2 separate regions of the Mus musculus genome follow, and region 2 is linked to region 1. The links are chromatin contacts, found by Hi-C or POLR2A ChIA-PET in ENCODE. All regions are on one chromosome and are shown on one strand. Each heading gives the region's core, a stretch centred on a gene start or an enhancer-like site at or near the end of the contact. The rest is flanking DNA. Distances are from core to core; before and after follow the strand shown. Region 1 overlaps Actn4 (actinin alpha 4). Region 2 holds the start of Map4k1 (mitogen-activated protein kinase kinase kinase kinase 1).

Region 1 (7,187 bases), core at 2,045-4,544:
GGAGCAAGTGGTCTCTGAGTTTGAAGCCAGCCTGGGCTATGGATCGAGTTCCAGAATAGCCAGAGAAACCCTGTCTTTAAAACAAAACCAAAAATGGCCTGGCAGTGGTGGCGCACGCCTTTAATCCCAGCACTTTAGGAGGCAGAGGCAGGCAGATATCTGAGTTCAAGGCCAGCCTGGTCTACTGAGTGAGTTCCAGGACAGCCAGGGCTACACAACAAACAAACAAACAAACAAACAAACAAAAAAACAAAACAAAGAAAGAAAGAAAAGGAAAGGAAAAAAGAAACCCAGGGTTGAACATTTGAGTTTACATTTGACAGTCGAAAGCATCAAATATTGAAACTGTGGTCTATGTTAAAAGTATACACATCCTAGGGGGTGGGGGTACAGCTCAGTGATACAGTGCTTGCTTAATTCAGTTATCTAGCCCTGGATTCTACCCCTAGCATTACAAGAACAAAAACAAACAAGGACCCACGGATAGTTGATCAGCATGCTATAGTGCTCTGTTAGGAGTAGAGATGTAGAATCTGGCAAACACTGATAATCACTGGTGCTGGCATGCGACTGTTTCTCCACTTGGATAACTATTCCAAAGATCAGCATGTGTATGTGTGTGCACGTGCATGTGTAGTCTTTACGTCTCCTATACTGCAGAGAAGTTGAGGACAGCAAGGTTGGGACATTGGCCTGTGTTCTGGATGCCTGATGAAGGGCTGCAGACACTTCTCTGATGGAGTAGGCAGCCTTGGTAGACACTGGGAACTAAGGAGGCACTCAGGAAGTGCAGTGACTGGCTCCACTGGTGAAGGTTTATAGTTTAAAAGTACGCCAAAGCCAATATCTAAGTGCAGGACTCTTCCCCAGATTTAACCCAGCTTGTGGCTCCAGTGCACTGTCTTAAAAGAGGAAGAATCAAACGCAGCCAGGTGGACATTCACAGCCCACACTCCAACTTCAAATCCACACTGAACTCCCTGTGTTCTCCTCCTGGCATTCATTACCCAGCAAAGGATGCTAGGGTAAGGCTGTGCCCTTTGCAAAGACAGACTGGAGCACACCCACCATGGTCACAAAACAAGCCACCTCTTTCTTTCCCTCTCCTGCAGAGCAAGGTTGCATTTAAAGGGAGAAACAGTCTCAGGTTTTGTCTCCCAAACAGTGAAAGCCCCAGGGGCAAGGGCTGGGAACAGAGCAAAAGGCTGGGAACAAGAGCAGCTAGTTCCCAGGGAATGGGTCACTACTGCCTGTGAAGAAGGTGTAGAGGGACACGGGGAACAAAGCCCCAACCCAAGCTAGACAGCAGAGAAAGAAAAGGGAGCAGCTGTGTGCCTTTGGGTTCCATGGCCCAGAGAGATGAGGAGCTATCAGATTCTGCTTGGCCACACCATGTGGCCTCTATCTTTCTCTACATTTTCCACGGCACCAGCTTCCCTGCCAATGTCTCATAAATAACAATGGTCAGCAAACACAGACTGCTTGCTCCTCCTTTCCTGTGCTACACATCGCAAGGCTGGGTGGGGTCCCGCAACTTGGGGCACTGGAAGCCAGGTTTCAGGAAGGTGGCTAGCCAGCTCACAACAGGACTATGCTTTAACAGTTTTTAGCTGTCCCTAAGAACAAAACACTTTATTCTCTCTGGCTACGTATGTTAATTTTACTTAGAGGCAGCAATGTTGGTATCAAAGGAAAAAGTTTCAAAGGAACAGCAGCAGCAAAGAAAGGTCTGAGGACAGGACCTTCTGACACCCTCATCCAAGTATCCCTTCTCCTTGGACTCTCAGAGGATATATGCACCAACCTGGACAAGATCCTATCCCTCTAGATGAAAAGTAACGGCTTCTTCCTCTGCCTACTGGGAAAGCATACTGCTTGTCTCCCGACTGGCAAGACACTCATGCAGAACTCTGTAAGAACAGCTGGCTGCCATGCTGGGTCTAGAAATGTCCCAGAGAGGTCTTCTTAGGACTTTTATAGCGTACAGCTGAACAAGAGGATGGCTTTCAAATGTATCATAGCAGGCTTGTAGGTGTGAGCTGGGCCCAGCAGGTAAGAACCTCTTTCTCAGAGGGCAGGCCAAGGTTAGATCAATTTCCACCCTTAAACACCATACCGAATGGCCATTCTAAGGGGGGAGGTCAGACAGCAGTCCACTCCACCTGTTTGGTGGTTATTTTCCATCTACTTAACATTTACTTACTGAGCATGTGTGTCAAACCACATGCTAGGGCCACAGCAGTGAACAAATCAGTGTCTCTGCTTTTGAGATGCTCACAATCTTATGGAGGACAGAGAGCATAGCGTGGCTGGAGTTAAAAAAAAGAAGTACAAGATAAGATGGCTTGCCCACAGTGAGGTCAGTCCCTGGAACCCACAATAGGAGTACTAACTCCTGAAAGCTGCCCTCTGGCCTCCATGCCTGTGGCTGCAACCTCACGCACATCATACACACGTGTGAATACTACTACTACTACTACTACTACTACTACTACTACTACTACTAAATATTTAGAAAAAGAGGTAAAGCCAGGAATGGTGGCACATACCTTTAATTCCAGCACTCAGGAGACAGAAATAGGCCTGAGTTCAAGGCCAGCCTGGTCTACAAAGCAAATTCCAATACAGCCAGGACTACAGAGAAACCCTGTCTCAAAACAAAGGAAGGAAGGAAGGCAGAGAGATGGCTGGGCCATTTTAAGGGCATTGGGTGTTCTTCCATAGTACCTGGTTTCAATTCCCAACAAACACAAAAGCTCACAACTGTCTGTAACTCTCCAGTTCCAGAGGATCTGATGTCCTCTGACACACATGCAGGCAGAACACCAATGTACAGGGTGTGTTTGTGTGTGTGTGTGTAACAAGTAGGACAGTGAAAAATAAGATCTAAAGAATGGAAATGGAAAGAGGCTAGCGGCCGGGCATGGTGGCGCATGCCTTTAATCCCAGCACTTGGGAGGCAGAGGCAGGCGGATTTCTGAGTTTCAGGCCAGCCTGGTCTACAGAGTGAGTTCCAGGACAGCCAGGGCTACACAGAGAAACCCTGTCTCGAAAAAAACAACAACAAAAAAACAAAAAACAAAAAAACCAAACCAAACCAAACCAAAAAAAACCAAAACAAACAAACAAAAAAAGAGGCTAGCACTGAGGCCCTTGTGAAGGCACCAGGCAAGAGAGAACATGACTGTATCTGGGAAATGTGGATGTGACTGGAAAGTCTAGTGGACAAAGCACATGCCACAGGGCCCCATCATGGGAACAAAGATACCTAGGAGCAAGCCAAGCAGGATGATGCTCAGCCCTATGACAACAGCTCAGAGAGCCCAAGGCAATGCTTGGGCCAAACTACTTCCAACTGGTGCAAGGACCTGACCGCTTGGCTGTGCTCTTACAATGGGACAAAGAAGCTGTTTCAGAACTGTTCCTCGCCCCCGCCCCCCACCCCCCTCGGGCTTCCTGGGAGGAAAAGCTACAACTTGTGCTTTTCTGGGCCTGTCTATAGCAGAGCAAAGCTGTCTGTGTACCTCCTAATATCTGGTCTAGAGGCTACATACATGCAGCATTCTGCATGATGCATGTGCTCAACATATGCTTAGGGAGATTTGTGGGCTCTGTAGCCCCCTCTAAGCCCACTGCAAAGACACTGCTACCTACCCCTTGCCTCTGTTCAGCTCTATCCACTATCACCTCTGAGATGGTATGAGGAAGACATGCTTACTATCTGGCAGCTGAGCTGACTGCAGCTCAGTCTTCCATAAAGAGCCGGCTTCTAATATGACACCATGGAACTCTCTTCAAAGCCCCCCCGCCCCCCGCCCCCCACATCCAACCCCATAAAGATGCCATCTCTCTAAATCCTGACCACTCTGGGGTGGAGACTCTTGGCCATGATTTTGTAAATAAGAAAACTGAGGCTTCTTTGCCTGAAGTCCCCTAGGCAGGCAGAGAGCCTCTGGTATACTCCAGCTTGTAGCCTGAATCCCTGGAAACCAAGCTCAAGAGTATGGTAGTACTCACAACCTGAGCACATGGGTCCCAGGAAAGAGGCTCACAAGTGTATGAGCCCTGTGGCCAGGCCTCTGGGGGAGGAGGCAATGTGGTGCCCTCACTGGGCTCACTCAGCTGAACCTTCACCAGGGAACCTCTGCCCGACACCTCATTAGCCAAAGTGCTTGTGTTACAACATGGACTAGAGCCCTTCAGATAGCTGGAGGCTCCCAGGTCAGCTCTCAAGAACGCATCGAGATGCTCACACAGATCCTCCTTCTCAAAAGTTATTTCTGGGCTTATTAAAAAGCAACAGTCAAGAAAACCACACCCAATCCAGGTTGGCTGTACTCTCATCGTGCGAATCTCAGACCAGGATTAATTCTTTGGCTGGTTTCAAACCTTCAATTTCAAAGCTATCTAGTTTGTGCTTGTCTACAAAGGAATGTTACTGGGCACCTCCCACTAGCAGCACAGAAAACAACTCCCACTACCGTCACCTGCTCCTCCAGACCAAGCCATATATAGGCAGCCAACTTCAGAAGGCCTCGCTCAACTCTCTACTCCCCACTACTTAATCAGGTTCCCCAACACAATCTTTAGCCAAATGCCTCTCTCCTAAGGGTCCAGGGAACAGAGAGGTGGGCTATGAAACCAGAGATTTCTCCAACTCTCTCCTCACCACACCCCATCCTCTGGACAGGATGCCATCTCATGCTTGAATCCCAAGCCTCACCAGGAGACCAACTGCTCCATCCTGCTAGAATAGCCAAAAAGGGGGAAAGCCCTATTTGGTTCTCAGCTCTGCTGTTCACAGGCTAGGTGGCCTAAGGCAAGCCAGGTCCCCTTATCCCCAAGGCTGTTTATCAATGCCGAGTGCATGTGAGGCTAAGCTGAAGGAATGCTGGTGTGCCATCTGTACCAGCATCAGATGACACAGTTTCTGAGATGTCCCTCTTGCCTGGGAGCCTCAAGGGCAGGGCTGGCCCTGGACTTTTCGATGCTGTGTACTCAGTGTCTAAAACATTGACTAAATGTTTGTGGACAATGTTGTCTCACGAGGGCCTATCTTCCTGGCCCCTAGACATGTGGCCGATTTCTCACCTCTCAAATGCCTCTCCAGGTCGCTCCTTCCCAGCCTATTTCACCTCAGAAAGAGCACACCTTGAAACACTTCATTATCTGAGAGTTGTGTGCTGGGTTGCATCGTTAGCTCCACAAGGACAGGAGGCCTACTTTGTTCCTACCACTTTAACAAACAAAACAGAACAAAAAAATCTGAAGCTGGTAAGATGGCTTCTTACACTCTGCTCCGATTCACTGCCATCCTTTTTCCATTCATTCCAAATCCACCAAAAAGGATACGTTGGGGGTAGAGGGCACAAACCCTTATAAAACTTGGTGTGGTGAGTGTATGGCTGGAACCCTGGCACCCAGGAAGCTAAGGCAGGAGGATATAAAATCTGAATCCAGCCTGGTCTACGTAGCAATTTCCAGGCCAGCCAGGGGTATTGAGACTCTTGTCAAAATAAACAAAAAACCCTCTAAAACCTCACATAATACTGCTATGTGATCCACAGTGGCATCGAAGGCCACTACAGGAAGCCCCTGTATGTTAGTCCCTACCCTGATGTTCCCTGGGCTGCGAATACATGGGGATAGAAATGTTCTCTTCATAGGATTATAAGGCAGGCCAGTGGCTAATGAAGTCCCTCTCTGTGTCCACATTTTTCTGGATGCACAGCCCTCTCCTCAGGCAGTTTCCGTGCACACGGAAGTGGTGAGCAATGCAAAGCATTGCAACCATTTTTCCTCTAGCTATTTCTAGGCACACAAAGAACATTTAAGGACTCAAGGCCAGCCTGAGAAAACAATCGAATCAGGAAATACTCACCAACTCAAAGGCAACAGAGCCCAAAAAAAGTCAAAAGTTGAGGGCTTTGCCTTGATGGAGACATTTCCTGGCTTTTCACAGGCAGTTCAACAAAGTGTGAAGACAGTGGGGCTAATAACAGAATTACACAGGATTCAATTTAGAAAAGCCTGATTTCTCAGGGTTCATGTCCATTCTTTATCAAGCGTCACCACATCTGAGTGCCTACTGTATCCTGCTTTCCCGAGGCTTACCAACTCTCAACAGTAGGAAGCACAGTGTTCTAGTTCCTTCCCAAACAGGGACTGTCAGCATCTCCCAGGTCAGAGTTAAAGAGTCAATTCTAAACAAGCACCCCTGCCCACGACACTTCTGTGTGGACTTTGAACTGGCAGGCTGTGTGAAGCCTGCTCCCCAGGCTACTGTGGGTGCACACAGCTGCCTGTGTGTGCACATCTAAGTACTTTAGGCTCTTCTGGACAAGCAAACAGAAATACTTCCCACAGGACATGTGTATTTGCGTGAGAGAAGCAGACACAAGCTTGAGAATCCACATCAATTACCTGAGGTAATGGACTGAAAGGCTGGCCATTTCCACCCTCACCTTTTTATCAGAGCAGCTACTAAGGAATGGGTTCTTTCCCTCCGCTAACAGGATTCTGAAACAGCAGTTCATAGGAGGAAAAACAGTAAAGGAGAGGCAACAGCGGGGCCAAGTGCGGGAAGCAGGTGGCAGGTGGTGGCAAACAGTCTACAGAACACTCCTGTGGTTTCAGGTCTACACTACACTCCTGTGTGCTTCACTGTTTGGTTTAAGAGTTAAATTAGAGCCGGACATGCTGGCGCACGCCTTTAATCCCAGCACTCAGGAGGCAGAGGCAGGCGGATTTCTGAGTTCGAAGTCAGCCTGGTCTACAAAGTGAGTTCCAGGACAGCCAGGGCTACACAGAGAAGCCCTGTCTCAAACCCCCCCCCCCAAAAGAATTAAATTAGGTCAGCAGTGGGGGAGGTGCACATCTTTAATCCCAACATTATTTTTTAACTTACTATTTATTTATTATTTAATCATAGGCAGAGGAAAGCAGATCTCTGAGTTCAAGGCCAGCCTGGTCTAGGCCAGCTTCAGAGAAAAATGATAGATAGATAGATAGATGGATGGATGGATGGATGGATGGATGGATGGATGGATGGATGGATGGACGGACGGACGGACGGACAGACAGACAGACAGACAGCTGTCCTAGAAACTAAAATTTCAGCCTCTTGGAAAATGACATTTTAGGACCCATGTATTCTCACCTGGCAGCAATCAGTGAGGGTTACCTGG
Region 2 (7,187 bases), core at 2,991-5,490, 44 kb after region 1:
GGAGGGCAACTAGGTGTGGTAGCACAGGCTTGTAATCACAATACGAGTAAGCCTGAAGCAGAAGAACTCGGGAGTTTCAGGCCAGCCTGAGCTATACAGTAAAACGCTGGGTGGGTCTCAGAGAAGGGCAACCCCGATGGATGGCGTGTGGATGGCGTGTGTGCACACTGCCAACACTTGGGAGGTTGAGGAGTTCAAAGCCATCTTGATAGCAAGTTCTAATCCACTGACCACTACAGGACCCTGGCTGAAAATTAATTAATTAACAAAACCAGAAAAAGGACCAGAGAGATGGCTCAGTCAGCATAAACACTGTGTAAACTCACTGACCCAGGCTAAATCTCCTGGACTCGTAAAAACAGGCTTTAGTGAGTATATGTGGAGGCCCAGCACTGCCATGGGGAGAGGAGAAACAGAATCTTCTAGAAGTGTGTAGGCCAATCAGCATTCAGAGGCAGACACTCAGAAAGGTGGAAAGTGCTGGACATGGTGCCCCACGCCGTTAGTCTCAAAGCTACCCTGGTCTACATCGTAAGTGGCAGGACTTAACAAAACAAAATGGTGGAAAGCGAGATTGACTGCTCCGAGTTGTCCTTGGACCTCCACACTTAAAACTCACACTCATAAAACAAAACGAATTAAAAAGAATAAAATAAATGTTTATGCCAGGTAGGCATGCCAGCCTGTCTCGAACTCGGTCTCTGAGGTGTGAACAGAGGATCCCAAGAGCAAGCTGGTTAGCAAGACAAGCTGTGTTGGTGGATTCTGGGCTTAATGAGGCCTTGACTCTGAATAAGGTGGAAGAATGACTGGTGCCTGCTATCAACCTCAAGGCTCCACACGCATGTGTGCACACACAGCCCCTACACACACACACACACACACACACACACACACACACACACACACACTCATGAATATGGGCAAAAGAAACAAGGAAAAAGGCTGCCACCAACCCAGGGCCGAGAGGAAGATCTCTGGTGTAGAAAAGCTTGCGCTATGTGATTACAGCGGAGCTCAAAAGAAAGCAGGCCTGGGCTGGTGAGATGGCTCAGTGGGTAAGAGCACCCGACTGCTCTTCTAAAGGTCTGGAGTTCAAATCCCAGCAACCACATGGTGGCTCACAGCCATCTGTAACAAGATCTGACGCCCTCGTCTGGATTGTCTGAAGTCAGCTACAGTGTACTTACATATAATAAATAAATCTTTAAAAAAAAAAAAAAAAAAAGCCCAGCTACTGTTTAAAAAAAAAAAAAAAAAAAAAAAGAAAGCAGGCCTGACCTAAGCTGACTCAAGGGACCCAAGGCTAGGCCATAAGGGCTCAACAGTGATTACCTAAGCTGGGGGGTTGATGGGGCAAAGCATGTGAGCCAAGAGGCAGTGAAACTAACAAAATGAATTTTCATTTACAATAATCTGTCTAGCAACACAACTGTTTATTGACCATCTTGTATGATTTTGGAATGGATTAAAGACAAAAACAGGGCTGGTGAGATGGCTCAGTGGTTAAGAGCACCGACTGCTCTTCCAAAGGTCCTGAGTTCAAATCCCAGCAACCACGTGGTGGCTCACAACCATCCTTAACAAAATCTGATGCCCTCTTCTGGAGTGTCTGAATGTACTTACATATAATAAATAAATAAATAAATAAATAAATAAAATAAAATAAAAAAGACAAAAACAAAACAAAAACTCCTAATCTGACCTTCTAAAACACCGAAGAGAAGTCCCATCTTGCAGCTTGCCCCAGGCCCCTCTGCACCAGGTTCCCTCTCCAGAGTGGCTTCCTGCTAGGCAGCTGTTCGTATGAGGGTGGGGACAGACACTCACAGTTTCAGGACGGCCAGGTTGGCCTCCAGATCATAGGCATTCTCTTTGGCTTGTGTCTCCACATATCGCTCCAGGGTAGCCAAGTTCTCAGGATTGTACCTGGAAGAGCATCAAGATGGGTGAACAGCCTGGCACAGTGGTTACATGCCTTTCATCCCAGCACCTAGGAGGCTGAGGCAGGACAGGAGGATTGCAAGTTTGAAGCTAGTCTGCAATTAATAGTGAAAACCTGTCTCAAAAGGAAAAAGGGAGCCGAGCAGTGGTGGCGCACGCCTTTAGTCCCAGCACTTGGGAGGCAGAGGCAGGCGGATTTCTGAGTTCGAGACCAGCCTAGTCTACAGAGTGAGTTCCAGGACAGCCAGGGCTACACAGAGAAACCCTGTCTCAAAAAACAAACAAACAAACAAACAAAAAAAGGGGGGGGGAAGATAGGGAGATAACTACACAGACAGACATGAGTAAACAAAGAGAAGAACAGAGGCTAGTCCTTAGGGACCACTGTAATTTGTTAACCTGAAATCACTCTCTTCTTCCTACAGCTTTTATTCTGGCCATGGGATATTCCTCACTTTGCTATTTTCTTTTTAAATAAATCTGTAGGAAGCTTTATTACATTCATTCGATCTTAAAATAAATAAGTTAGTCCCACCCACTGGAACTACCCAGATAGCTGATCAATTAACTGTACAACATCCAGTAAATGTTTTTCCTAACATGGGCCTCTAGCTAGCCCTACTTGAGCCCCTGGTCATGTCTAGGATGCCTCCAACCTCAGTCAGTCTCTGCAGCCCGTATGTTTTCCTGAACACCTTCTCTTCGATCCCGTTCTGACCCAGTTCCATCCTCTCCTGCCTATCTCAATACGTGGCTTGACCTGACCAGGCCCTGATCGCTCCTTATTGTCACTATCTGCTGAATGGGGTTGTCGCCAGGATGGAATGGGAACCTAAGTCCAGGAACGCAGGACCGGTTCCCGTTTCCATCACCTCCGGTCCCCACTGGCCAAATAGACATCAGAAAACACTATGTAGGATGGTCCACAAGGACAGAGAAGGAAGAGACTAAAAGACACCGGGAGTCTGTGGCAGCAGAAAAGGTAAAGTTGAGGGACGGAGAGAAACTTGGAGAAACTCCATCTCTGGAGGAGCGTGGAGCCCTGGCCACCCCTGGCTGGCTCCCCGTCTTCTCCACCCCGCTTGGCCAGAGAGCGCCCTTCAGCGGAATTCAGACCTGTCGATACCCTTGAGCAACTTGCCCACGTTCGCTCTCATCTGCTCAAACATCGCCATGATCACTGTTGCCTTCGGCAGCCTCAGCTGGAGTCGAACACCAGGCACGGTGCTTAGCACTAGAGGACCGGAAGAGAGGTGTAGGAAGCGGAACCTGCGTCACACCCTCCCTCCAGCTCCTACAAGGAAGGCAAAGGGAAAGGCGCTTTCAGCACCAGCGCCGGTTGTTTTTTTTTTTTTTTTTTTTTGTCTACCACGTGATTTCCTTCCAGCAGTTGTAACTTGCGCATGCGCAATGAGCTCACTTAAAAGAGACCAATAGCGTGAGAAAAGGTTTAGTCTGCCTTACTACGCAGGCGCCAGGAGGCGGGCTAAGCTTTTCCCGGGCCGCGCAAACTTAGTACTTAAGCTTCTGACGCGCGTGCGCTGGAGTTGTACGGGGAAAGGAGACTTTATTTTCTCTACGCATGCGTAGCCTTAAGCGTTTAGCCCCGTGAAGGGTTGCTGTTTCCTTTTCTTTGAGTTTAGTCGGGTGGGAGATGCTCTCTGAAGCCCTTCTTGTCTCCGACTTGGGTGCCTGAGACAGCATCTTGTATGTATCTTCACTTCCTCGCTGGTCCCCACTCGGTTCCGTACTGCTACAGTGCTGTTAGGAGGCCGGGAAGGCAAAAGACACCTGTAGTCTCCATCGGCTCTGCGTAGGGGCTACTAACAAGTGTTCCACGTCTGCCACAGATTCCCTACACGTTTGAAGCGTTGCACAGACATGTGCCATGCGGGCAGGTGCCCTGAGCTCAGCTGTCACTTAAGTCACATGCATGTGTCACGAGTAAACAGGTCTTCTGTGAAACCTAGCCAGCTTTGTGCAGACCTGCAACCTCTGGCTTGATTCCAGATCTTCAAGAACCCAGCAGAGGTTCAACCGTAACCTATGACTCCTCCCAAAATAGAGTGTTGGGGAGAGGGTGCTAGGTCAGCCCCAGGTTGCATTTAAGAACTTTTGCATCTTATTTACATAGTGTCCTTCAGTGGGTAAAGGGGAGTCCCATGGGTCCCAAGGCGATCAAACTCTCAGAACCCAGGGGACGGGGGTGGAGCCCTCTGTGCAGCCCTCTGCACAGCCCTGCAGCTGGGGCAGGAAGCGAGAGTGGGGAGGGGGAAGGCCACAGCCCACAGAGTCAAGGCGGGCCCAGGACTTGTGTGGAGACAGAAGGTAATACCAAAGCTTGAACCCTGAGGCCCTGTTGGCCCCCTGGGCACTGGCCCAGCCCCGGCCTCCAGGAATGGCCCTTGTGGACCCCGACATTTTTAATAAGGACCCTCGAGAACACTATGATCTACTGCAACGACTGGGTGGTGGAACTTATGGAGAAGTATTCAAGGTGAGAAAGCCCTTCTGTCTCCTCCACCACAACCCTGGGATAGTTGGGGAGAGGCTGGCAAGCAGGAGTGTAAGAGAATGCCAGGCCTTGGCCTTGGTTCAGAGATGCTGAGGATGGCAAGCTATGGAGTCTGCCTGATGACCAACTTCCCCTTTACAAGGCTCGCGACAAGGTGTCTAAGGACCTGGTGGCTTTGAAGATGGTGAAGATGGAGCCTGGTGAGAGCACCCCCAGAAACTTCTTCCCCATCCCCGCCCTTTCCTTCCTGGGATACAGGGACATTTCTGTAAGCCCCCGCTTGTAGCCCACCTTCGCTCTCCGGCCCCTCCCCACAGATGATGACGTCGCCACCCTTCAGAAGGAGATTCTCATGCTGAAAACTTGCCGGCACGCCAACATCGTGGCTTACCATGGCAGTTACCTCTGGTGATGTCTTAGCCCATCCCCCAACCCCAGCCCCTTAACTCTGACCAGGTCTCCACTCCTAAACTACCATTTGTGACCCAGATACCCTAACTTGACTTCCAACCTGAGGACTTTCACTTTTAATTGGGGCATCCCAGTCTGATTCCCAATCTGAAATTCTGCCTTTCTTACTGAGTGCCTGCTAATTTTTAAGGGCTAATCTAGAACCCTCCTCGTTGTTGTAATCAAATCTCTCACTAGTCTGCTCCCTGCATCACCCATTTTTATTCTGCTTCTTTAATTTGAGCTCTCAAATTTCTTGGCTCCCAAGATAATATCTCAGCTGCCTCAATAATGGCATCTTTTCCTCAAACCCGGGATTCTTTGTCTTGTCTGCTTCGCCATGGGTTCTCTGCCCTGTCCCCTAAATTACCTTGGGGTGGCAGTGGGGTGCTCTTGGGTTGGAACCCAAAGACCTAAAAATTGCTCTGGAATACACACTTCCTGGCTATCCTCAGCCTCTGCTGTCATGGGAACAGGACACTGTGTGGTGGGCGGGGGAGTGAGATAGCCCCGGGAGGTCTCACTACCATTGTAATCCCTGCTCTCTTGACGCCCTATAGGCTGCAGAAGCTGTGGATCTGCATGGAATTCTGTGGAGCTGGTTCTCTCCAGGACATCTACCAAGGTTAGAAGGACAAGGGGACAGAGGCCCCCTTCCACCACCAGTCCACCTCTCCTGTCTCTCTCTGTGCTTGTATCCTGGAAGCTGACTTCCCAGTCTACACCATACCATCAGCCCGTGCACTTGGCTGTTGCTGGGGATCCCATGATGGCCCTGCCCTCCAGCACCTGTGGGTCTTGCCTGTCTTTTCCTGGGCAATAATCCCCTTCACTTCCATGTCTCTATCTTTGTCTGGATGTCTATATTTTCTTGCCAAAAATTATTCCTGGGTTGGGGCAGTTTTGCATTTTCTTTTTTTCTTCTTTTTTGAGATGGGCTTCTCACTATCACCCCTGGTGTTGATATTCAAGGCATTTGCTACCATGCCTGGCCTATTTCTGCATTCTCCAACTCAGATTAGTTGTTCAGATTTTCAGGTAGGCAGTCAGTAAATTTCTGGGTCTAGCCTGCAGTCCACCTTTCAGGGAAATTTGAGGGTAGGAGTCCCATAGGCCTGTCATCCCTTCTGAGTCTCTCTCTCTCTCTTTCACACACACACACACACTTTTTTTTTTTTTTTTTTTTTTTTTTTTTTTTTTTTTTTTGCTATAGTGAGTTTTGAACCTAGAGTCTTACGTTTGCTAGGCAACCACTCTGAGCTGTATCCCTAACACCTACCTCTTTTTTTTTTAATTAATGACTTTATTCTTTGAGGGTTTAATTTAAATTAATTTATCTATTCTTTAAGAATTATAGGTAGACAATGTTTTTTTTTTTTTTTTTTTTTTGAGACAGGGTTTCTCTGTATAGCCCTGGCTGTCCTGGGAACTCACTTTGTAGACCAGGCTGGCTTCGAACTCAGAAATCTGCCTGCCTCTGCCTTCCAAGTGCTGGGATTAAAGGTGTGCGCCACCACGCCCAGCTCTGACAATGTATTCTTAACACATCCCTTCAATTTCTCGTAGATGCTCCCCAGCCCTCTTTTTACTTATTATTTTGTGGCAGGCCGGCCTTGAACTTGCAGTCTCTCTGCCTTAGCCTTTTCAGTAGCTAGTCTTCTAGCTACTGAACGGCCCGTCTTCTGCCACCAGGCCCTACACCTCAGCCTTTTCTACAGTTGTGGTGTTCACCTGTCTTACTCTCTCTAACTCCCCCTACCCACGATTTCAAATTGTCTGAAAAGGTCTCCCTTTAGCTCAGTGGTAGAATGCCTGCCTGGTAGGATGGATCCAGGTTCCAGCTTCCATCCGGGCAACACAGAACCTCCCCCAGAACGGGAAACTGAGGCCGATAGGCAGGAAGTGACTCACCCAGTCATTGTGTAAGCCCTGGTCTCTGCCCGACACCCTCTGTCCTATCTTTCTCTTGTCTCTTCACTAACCCCGCTTGTCTTCTAAAATACGTCTATCTCCCTGCATTGGGTCTCTGCTCATCTCTTTCTCTGCCTGACACTGGGTCTGTCTGTCTGCTGCTGCCTGTCTCTGTATCTTCGCCATTGCTCATCTTGCCTGCCCTCACATCACCCCATGCAGAGACTCCCTCGTCTCCCATCGTCCTCCATGAGAAGCTGCCCTTGCTCCTTTTCTCCTGCAGAGCGGGACCCATCACACCCCCGCTTTGGCTTCTTATGGTAGCCTTGCTGACCAGCATGTGTCAAATGTCATAGCCCTTCCCACA

What was found. A loop is a pair of places that touch in the nucleus more often than their neighbours do. ChIA-PET counts read pairs that join two places held with the same protein, here RNA polymerase II (POLR2A).
Region 2: POLR2A ChIA-PET joins it to region 1 with 10 read pairs in embryonic stem cell. The contact joins the promoter of Map4k1 here to the enhancer-like site in region 1. A Hi-C loop is called at or near these places in 5 of 37 maps with a recorded cell type or tissue (all heart). POLR2A ChIA-PET finds 5 or more read pairs at or near these places in 5 of 5 experiments (Patski and embryonic stem cell).

The regions. Positions count from the first base shown.
Region 1 is chr7:28,935,502-28,942,688 of GRCm38, forward strand. The region is part of intron 1 of Actn4 (actinin alpha 4); the gene reads right to left. Among named protein-coding and RNA genes, the nearest start is that of Gm51446, 3.9 kb to the right of the region's middle. Within about 2 kb of position 3,295, at least 1 of the 3 ENCODE cell types and tissues checked has a DNase peak (open chromatin) inside an H3K27ac peak, as active enhancers do; it is heart, where a contact is called at or near this core.
Region 2 is chr7:28,978,614-28,985,800 of GRCm38, forward strand. It overlaps Map4k1 (mitogen-activated protein kinase kinase kinase kinase 1), which reads left to right and starts at 4,241. Exons shown (of 32, transcript NM_008279.2): 1 at 4,241-4,441; 2 at 4,602-4,659; 3 at 4,777-4,867; 4 at 5,470-5,534. The coding sequence starts at 4,343. Eif3k (eukaryotic translation initiation factor 3, subunit K) reads right to left here and starts at 3,275. Exons shown (of 8, transcript NM_028659.3): 1 at 3,061-3,275; 2 at 1,831-1,929. The coding sequence starts at 3,119.